2 separate regions of the Homo sapiens genome follow, and region 2 is linked to region 1. A link is an interaction called in ENCODE POLR2A ChIA-PET data of the cell type or tissue named here. Cell type or tissue: GM12878. All regions are shown on one strand. Links, peaks and the distances in the headings refer to the core of each region. The heading gives the core; the rest is flanking DNA. Region 1 overlaps DOCK2 (dedicator of cytokinesis 2). Region 2 overlaps DOCK2 (dedicator of cytokinesis 2).

Region 1 (4,392 bases), core at 84-4,083:
GCCCAAATGATGGTGGTTTTAATTGAGATGAACGCCCGTTTGCTGGCTAATGCTTATTGAATGCTGGCCATGTGCACACACTGGCTTGGGAGCCTTTGAAATAATCAGTAGTCAGTACTATGATCATACTCATTTTACATATGAGGAAACTGAGGCTCTCTTAGCTGACAGTAAAGCTTGCGTTTGACGTCAGAAAGAACTTTCTGACTATCCACGGCCCCGGGCACAATGCCTGGCATGTAGTAATCGCTCATTGAGGATTTACTGCACGAATGAATGTAAAGAAGGTCGAACTCAGGACCGTTTGGTAACTCTTAGTGTAAGAAAAATGTCTTTGCATTCATTTATAATTAGTACCCCATCTACTTCCAACCAGTCAACACCTGCTGAGATATTAAACCTTGTGTAAGAGAAAATGTTGATGGGTAAAGTAGAATAGAGGCTTTCTGAACGAAGGCAACAGACATTTTAGATACAGTCAGGTTCAAGACAGCTGTTTTTAGGAAATCAGCTTGACTGTGAATGAATGTTTAGACATCCTCTTGTCAGAAAGTAAATCTTCCTGGCTGCTACATCTGCCCCAAAGTGTTCTCACTTTGTTCAAGTCCAAAAAGGACAGAGGACCAATCGCAGCTGTGGTGAGCCCTGCACACCTGGGTGGTTTGCAGTTCCTGGGTGCAGACGCTGCCATTTAGTGGCCCCTCCCAGAGGTGCTGTATGACAGCACACAGCCTGGATGGTTTGTCCAGTCCCTGCCTACCCCACACCCATCCCTCTCTATTTCAGTTCCATTCTGGACATCATTCAAGCCCGTATACAGGACTTGAAGAGCGAGTGACATTACCCTCAGAGAGGTGGGGGCATTAAATTATTTTGCCACAAACTGTCCTCTCCCAACATACTCTGCCTGGCAGCCTCGAGCTATTTATACTGAGGACCCAATTTTAAACCACTTCTTGCAGAAAGAAAAAGCAAGAGGTTGCCAAGGGGCAGCTGGCTTTCAGATGTGTTTGGTTTGCCCCCAGATGATTTTAAAAGCTTAATTCAGTCTCCAACATTTAAAAGTTGGGATATTTAACACAGAGTTCTGGCTTCTCCTGAAAAAAAAAAAAAACACTGGCTCTAACAGTACTGCTCCTGGGTTTCATTCACCAACTGGGGCTGCAGCTGACAGCAGGGGTCCCCTTTGTGGCACATTTCTCTCTGCCTAGCTTGCTCCCAGCTGGCTTCACCCACTTGTGTCACCCTGAAGCCATGTGAGTTTGCAACCCTTCCTAAACCCACTGTAGAAAATACATGCCAGCACCTCATATTTACTGAGCACTCTGCACGGCCTCCCTGAATCCTGACCTCAGCCCCATGAGAGTGTCATGACTACTATCTTCATTTTCATATGAGTGACTGAGGCTCAGGGAGGTTCAGTTGCTTAGTCAAGGTCACACAGCTAGGGAGTGGCAGAGCTGGGATTCAAACCCGGGTCTCTCGGGTTCCAGAGCCGGTTTCTTCCCTCACACTGAGCTGCTCCAGCCGTGGAGCAGTGAAGGTGCCATAGTCTTCTGGGCAGGCCCTCCCACACAGAAATGTGTTGCTACTAGGAGTGACTTGGGGATTAGCAAACCCACAAATTAGCTCCATACAGTGTCACTGATGGAAATTCCAATGTAGCTAATACAGTTAATGCTCGCTGAGCTGAGGCCACCCTCGGTATCTGTCAGACTTATTGTCTGTTTAAATGATGGGAAGCCTTCTTAAAGGACTGCGGGGCCCTCACTAGGGGGAGAGGCTGGTTGGAAGGCCTCCATGTGAATGAGAGAGAATGAGATGATGGTGCTGCTGAGGTCGCCAGCACTCTAAAGGCCTGAGCTCTCTGCCAACCCCTTCCCACCTCACTCCCTCAGGCCCTCCCCTGCCTGTCTGCACCCTTCCCCACCACCCCCATTAAAGGGAAGCTGCCCAGAAGTGAGACTTTGGAGAGGTGTTTGAACACACTGGTAGAAATTCCATAGACAGGTAGGTGATTTAGAGAGAACAAGTTGCTCTTTAAAAAATACAACACATCTCAGCTACTCAGCAAGCCCAGCGTTGCAAGAAAAAGGAAGGGACAACTAGCATTAAGACTGAGGGGAAAGCCCTCCTTGCTTTCAAGTACTTGCTTGAAGCCAAGCAGTACTGTCTCTTGGGAACCAAATCATCAGGCTTCTTGCCAAAGGCTAGGTCAGTATGCTGCTTTTACCCAAGAAAGTACAAAGGATCTAGGCAGCCCCAGAAAATGTCTTACCTTCTCCTCCCCTAAACTTTTTTTTTTTTTTTTTTTTTGAGACGAAGTCTTGCTCTGTTGCCCAGGCTGGAGTCAATGGAACGATCTCGGCTCACTGCAACCTCTGCCTCCCAGGCTCAAGCAATTCTCATGCCTCAGCCCTCCCGAGTAACTGGGATTACAGGACCACGCCCAGCTAATTTTTGTATTTTTTGTAGAGGCAGAGCTTCGCCATGTTGGCCAGGCTGGTCTCGAACTCCTGACCTCAGGTGATTCACCTGCCTCGGCCTCCCAAAGTGCTGGGATTACAGGCATGAGCCACTCCGCCCAGTTTCTCCTCCCCTAAAACCCACTGGAGGCTTCCACTGCTCTTAGGGTTAAGTCCAAACTTCCTGCTACAGTGACCGAGCTCTCACCCACCTTTCTCCAAACTTACTTCTTTTCTCCCCCTGCCCCGAGTAAGTTCGACCCTCTAGGAAGTCTGAACTTCTATCAGTTCCACAAAAGAGCCCTGCTTCCTCTTATCTCCATACTTGGAGGCCTTTGTACCTACTGTGTCCTGAAGTGACTTCCCTTCTCCCATCTCCCCACTTGTGCCCACCCGAACGCCCCCTGCCCCCCGGCCCCCGCTGGCTCCTACTCTCTTCCAAGCTCACAATAGACAACCCTGCCCTTGAGGAGGCTCCCTTAGCCACCAGCCTTCACACTCACACCACCACAGAAACATATCAGGGATGCATGCTGCTCCAAGGGACTCCTGCGGCACCCCGACTTCCTCTTGGTGGGTATTTACCACCCTGCTCTTAACTTTTTCCTTTTCCTTTTTTTTTTTTTTTTTTATTGTTGTTGTTGTTGTTTTTTAGAGATGGGGATCTCACTGTGTTGCTCAGGCTGGAGTGCACTGGCTATTAATAGGTGCGATCATAGCTCACTGTAGCCTCAAATTCCTGGGCTGAAAAGATCCTCCCACCTCAGCTTCCCCAGTAGCTGAGACTACAGATATGCACCATGACCACCTTACATTGAAATTCACCCCTTTCTTTCTTTTTTTTTTGAGATGGAGTCTTGCTCTGTCGCCAGGCTGGAGTACAGTGGCGTGATCTCAGCTCACTGCAACCTCCACCTCCTTTGTTCAAGCGATTCTCCTGCCTCAGCCTCCCGAGTAGCTGGGACTACAGGCATGTGCCACCACACCCAGCTAATTTTTGTATTTTTAGTAGAGACAGGGTTTCACCATGTTGGCCAAGATGGTCTCGATCTCTTGACCTTGTGATCCGCCTGCCTCGGCCTCCCAAACTGTTGGGATTACAGGCGTGAGCCACCACGCCTGGCCTCACCCCTTTCTTTTATGTCTCCCTCACTACTCTGTGGGCTCTGGGAGAATGTCTGAGCTCACTGCCGTGTCCCTAGTACCCAACCCATTTTCTGCAGATTAAGGGTGCTCAGAAGGATTTGAGGAAAAAATACAGTCAGGAATGAGGCTTCCCTCTCTGTGGAACACTCAGCATCATGCCAGGAACCCAGCTTCCCAAATGGCCCCAGGGAGCCTCAGCGGGGTGCAGTCTACAAAACAGCTGACCCTCAGTATTTCCCACTTTTCTCAACCCAGGTCAAGGCTGTCCCTTCCAGAAACCACTCTACTTGACCTTAATAGCCTGTGGCCTCTTGCTACAGAATCACGTAGTGGATAAGAGCATGACCCCTGGAGCACAAGGCCCTGCTGGACTATTCACTACTGTGGTGGCTTGGCAAAATCACTAAACTTCTTTGTGCCTCAGCTTTCTAAAATGTGGCTCACTGGGAACATGAGGATCATATAAAATAGCACAGCCTTAAAAAGATGGCCTCGTCCACAGTCACCACCAAGTGATGCTGGTTATCATTGTGCCTCTTTGCTCCTGTGACAGCTTTTCTCAGCAGTTCATCAGCTCTTTTGTAGGGGAGTTAAACACGACTAGACTAACTGGTTATTCCCCTCCTGGACTTTCCTTGACCTTTTCAGTGTTTTTGTGGTATTTCTGATAGATGGCATTAACCCTACAGATCAAGATGCAGCCTCATTTGTGTTTTTGGTTTCTGTGGTTTCCTTGGCACACAGAGAGGGAGAAACAAACCGTTTGACTGATTGGGCATCT
Region 2 (4,392 bases), core at 217-4,216, 170 kb after region 1:
TTTCTCATTCTCATGTGGGAATAAGGCTGGGGCTGGAGAATCTAACTGAAGGTCACATACAACTAGAGGCCATTTTCCCTCTACAATTACAGAATCAAGATGCTGATTTTTCACCTGCCTCCCAGTTTCTGGCATAAACTGCAGCTAGAGACACAACGGCCCAAGAAATGCCAAGTTATTATTACTCTAAACTATGGTCATGCCAAGAGCATTGAACTTCATCCTTTGATTCCATGGCTTCCTGAAAAGGATAATTAACCCCAGGCTCTTCCACTGAGAGCCCTGACATTTGGTGTGTGTAGTTAAGTGATTTCTTCTTTTAACATTTTCCTTGCTAATGGTGCCAGTTTTAAAAATGCATGTGCAATAAAACTCTTTGTTTTGAAATTTGGGAACACCCAAGGAATGTGGAGATCAAACACACTGAGGTTTGAGTGCCTGGAGACCTCTTTGAGCAGTAGGATGACCAAGGGCCCACCAGGCTGCCCGCAGAGGACAGGGTAACAGAAGGAGCAATGGTATCGGTCACAGGACTGAGTGAATTCTAAACCAGACTAGCATTTACAGACATTCAGACTTTAGATCACTCCTGTCTGGGCCCTTGTGTCCTCATCTTTAGGTAAACTATTTACCATTGAGGTAATTCTCCAGGATTCTTATCTGGCTTCTATTGTCAAAGAGTTCTTCCTTACGTTCAGCAATAACACGTTACATACATGTTCCATACATACTGGCCCATAAGACTTAGCTTCTTTTTTAAGCACCTGAGTTGAAAATGAACATTACTATCTATTTCAGAACATGTATTGTCCAAAACCAAGCCTGTTTTTGGACAATAAAAAAACACCCTCTAGTTTCCAAGCACAGCCTAAAGGCCCCACTGGTGCCCAAGTCAAAGCCTTGGGCTAAGAAGGGACTATCTTGAATTGCTTGAAAGTTATTGAGTCATCAAGACCCATTAATTCCACCCCAAAAGCCATTTACCCCTCTCCATCTTCATCAGTACCATGGAGGACCAAGCCTCCATTTCCTTTCACCTGTGGGGGTCTCTGAACCAGTGTCCCTTCCCTCTCTCTTATTTTCTTTCAATCCAGTTTCTACATAATGGTCAGAGGGACCTTTCTAAAAACACAGATGCGATCATAGCATTTTCCTGTTGAAAATCCTTTAAAAATTCCTAAGTGGAAAAAACACACGCTACTTTCCCTCTGCTCCCATGCCGCAACCATGAACACAGAAGACATCTGTAACAAATGTGCGAGAGTCTATCCCCACCACCAAGCAAGCAATGAATTCTGCAGTGGACACAGCTGGTGTCCTCTAATTCAGTCCAAACCCAACATTATCTACCTGGAGAGAGTCAGATCCTATTGGGTGAGGGCTCAGTCCCCAGGACTGCCCCCCATTTCCAATGCCAATCATAAGCCCAGGTTGTTTTACCTGTGCCTCTGACCAACTGGCTATTAATTTGAGTTCCCAAAACTCCCTCCTCGGGTTTGATTAACTTGCTAGAGCTGCTCACAGAACTCAGGGAAACACATTTACCTATTTGATATAAAGGGTATTTATTACAAAAGATACAGGAATGGGGAGGAAGGTATGCGGAGCTTCCATGCCCGGTCCAGGAATGCCACCTTCCAGGAAGTGCCACGTGTTCAGCTGTCTGGAATTGCTGGGTTCTCTCAGAACCCAGTCCTTTTGTGATTTTATATAGGCTTTGTTATGTAGCATTGGCCATTGGTGATCAAGTTAACTTCAACCCTCTCCCCTCCCTATGGGGGAGGCTGAAAGTCTCAACCCTCTAATTCTGCCTTGCTCTTTCAGATGGCCACCCCTCATCCTGAAACTACCTAAGGGTTTCCAGGCTTCAGTCAACTCATTAGCATGCAAAAAGACATCACTTTTTGGAGATTCTAAGGATTCTAGGACATGTATGCCAGGAAAAAGGATCAAAGACCAAGTATACACTTCATAATATCACAGCTCCCCATTTCCCTAAGATAATTTCTAGAGGTCATGGCCTGACACTCAAGGTTCTTCAAGAGCCACCCCTTCCTACCCTTTTAGGCAATGTCCAGTCATTCTATCCCTTGGTCACTGAATTCCAGCCACCCTAGACTTTCCACAGTTCCTTTGGGTCAAACTCCCTCCTATCTCAGGGAGCTCCCTCTGGCTTTATTTTCACCTACTACACCCTCCTCCTCTTCACCTGCCAACTCCTACTCATCATTCAGGTCACAGCTTAGATGGTACTTCCTCAGAGAAGTATTCCTGACCCTGTGATGAAAGCTGATCTCTTCATAGCATGATCCCAGGGCACCTCACATGCATTTCCCCTTGATTTTACATGCACCCACATGATTATCTGCTTCATGTCTCTTCTCAACTACACTAAAAACTTTCATACCTTTGTCTAATTCCACTAGTCTGTCCAGTTCATTGTTATATTTCTAGTACCTAGCATAGTGGCCTACTCGATATGTGTTGGATAAACATGTGATTACTAATGCAAACCAAAGTTCTACCACTAGACACGTATTTGAACTTATTTTGAGATAGAAACTTTCATTATCTACTCATGTGCTTAAAAAAAGAAACTAAGTTTTATGGCCCAGTATGCATGGGACAGGTATGTGATGCATTGTTGCTGAATGTAAGGATGAATAAATCCTGAGTTAAAGGTGTTTTGGAAGCTACAGGCTTTAAGAGCAATTTGTTAAAAGTTAAGAAATACCCATATACTGAAAAATTGTTCACCATCTTTATATTCCAGGCTGAGAAACCCACAGATGCCTTCCAAAGTGGGAACACCATGACAAAAGCCCAGGTAGAAAATCTGGGCATGCAATGCACACAGCAGACAAAGGCTGGGGTGCAAACCAGTGCAGGGCATTTAACACACCCTGTGTGGACTTCTAGGGTTTAGGAGAGGTCACATTCTAACACTTACTGCAATGGAGAGGCACTAGAATATTACATTAAAACATATCAGAGGAGGAAAAGTTGATAAAAGAAGAAGGCCCCTGACCCAAACAGGTGAGCTTTAAAATCCAGGGCTGCATTTCAGCTACCAGACCCTGCTGACCCAGCTGTGCATACCTGGCCTGAAACCAGTGAAAAGACCCATCACTTTACCCCAGGAAGCAAGCCACGAGGGGTGAAAGAAATAAAAACTCAAAAATCATGGACTCTCAATTCTAGGAGAAGGGCTGTGATATGGTTTGGTTCCACATCCCCGCCCAAATCTCCTGTCAAATTGTAATTTACAATGTTGGGGGAGGGACCTGGCGAGAGATGATTGGATCATGGGGGCAGATTCCCTTCTTGCTGTTCTCATGACAGTGAGTGAGTTCTCATAAGATCTGGTTGTTTAAAAGTGTGTAGTACTTCCCACTTGGTTCTCTCTCACTCTCTCTCTCCCTCTCTCTCTCTCTCTCTCTCCCTCTCCCCCCTGCTCTGCCATGCTAAGGCATGCTTGCTTCCCCTTCACCTTCTGCCATGTTTGTAAGTTTCCTGAAGCCTCCCAGCCATGCTTCCTGTACAGCCTGTGGAAGTGTTGAGTCCATTAAACTTACTCTTTTCTTCATAAATTACCCAGGCTCAGGTAGTTCTTTATAGCAATTGAGAACAGACTAATACCGGCAGCTTTTACTTGGCTAAAGTAGGTGTGCTTAGGGTCTCCATAAGATAAGTTATTCAACTAACAAAAATGTGTTTTTGTTATTGTGCCAATGACGGTGCTGAGCATCTACTATGCACCAGTCACTGTGCAATTAAGGAATTTATACAAATAAATAAAAACTGACGTCTATACATGTAAAACAGAAACTGTGATATGTACTTCAAACACAAAATACGTGGGCAATGAAAAGGTAAAATAGGGAGCTTTGACCTAGCCAGAAAATACAGGGATAGATTCCCTGAGAAAGTGATGCTTGAGAGGACACAGGAAAGATAAATAAGAGAAAATTAGGTAAGAAGGAGAGGGAAGAGCAGTTCAGGTTGAAGGAACAGCAAGTGCACAGGCCCCACAGCAGAAGGGAGCTGAGAGAATCAGAGGAGCTGAATGAAAGCCACCAATTCCAGAGTGGAGAAAGACTTCTCCTTTCACCTAGGGAAGTCAGGTCAAAGGGGACCAGAGGGGCTACAGGGCCAGACCAGGAGACCCTTGCAGGCCACATTAGGTTTTGTCTTCATCCTAAGAAGAATAAAAAGAAATAAGAGGATTTTAAGAAGGTGAGTACTGTGATCTGATTTGAACTGTGGAAAGATCACTCTGACTGTAGGGTGAAGTTTAAAGACTTCCATTTCTGACAGTATGGTGAACAAAATATCCTGGAAAACCTGTCAGTGAAAACAACTATCAAAGCTGGATTTTAAATATAAGTCACT

Evidence for each region. Peaks named below come from ENCODE experiments on the same cell type or tissue, not always from the same donor. Only the 100,000 strongest peaks of a DNase experiment are listed, where the experiment ranks them.
Region 2: POLR2A ChIA-PET joins it to region 1 with 9 read pairs; 1 of 35 experiments calls an interaction of 5 or more read pairs at or near these places.

Annotation. Positions count from the first base shown.
Region 1 is chr5:169,902,016-169,906,407 of GRCh38, reverse strand. All of the region lies in intron 27 of DOCK2 (dedicator of cytokinesis 2), which reads right to left. All of the region lies in intron 1 of INSYN2B (inhibitory synaptic factor family member 2B), which reads left to right. Among named protein-coding and RNA genes, the nearest start is that of INSYN2B, 76 kb to the left of the region's middle. In GM12878, for the core only: no CTCF peak of the experiment used is centred there; a DNase peak (open chromatin) is centred at 2,137.
Region 2 is chr5:169,735,001-169,739,392 of GRCh38, reverse strand. The region is part of intron 22 of DOCK2 (dedicator of cytokinesis 2); the gene reads right to left. Among named protein-coding and RNA genes, the nearest start is that of DOCK2, 100 kb to the right of the region's middle. In GM12878, for the core only: no CTCF peak of the experiment used is centred there; no DNase peak of the experiment used is centred there; H3K27ac peaks cover 933 bases.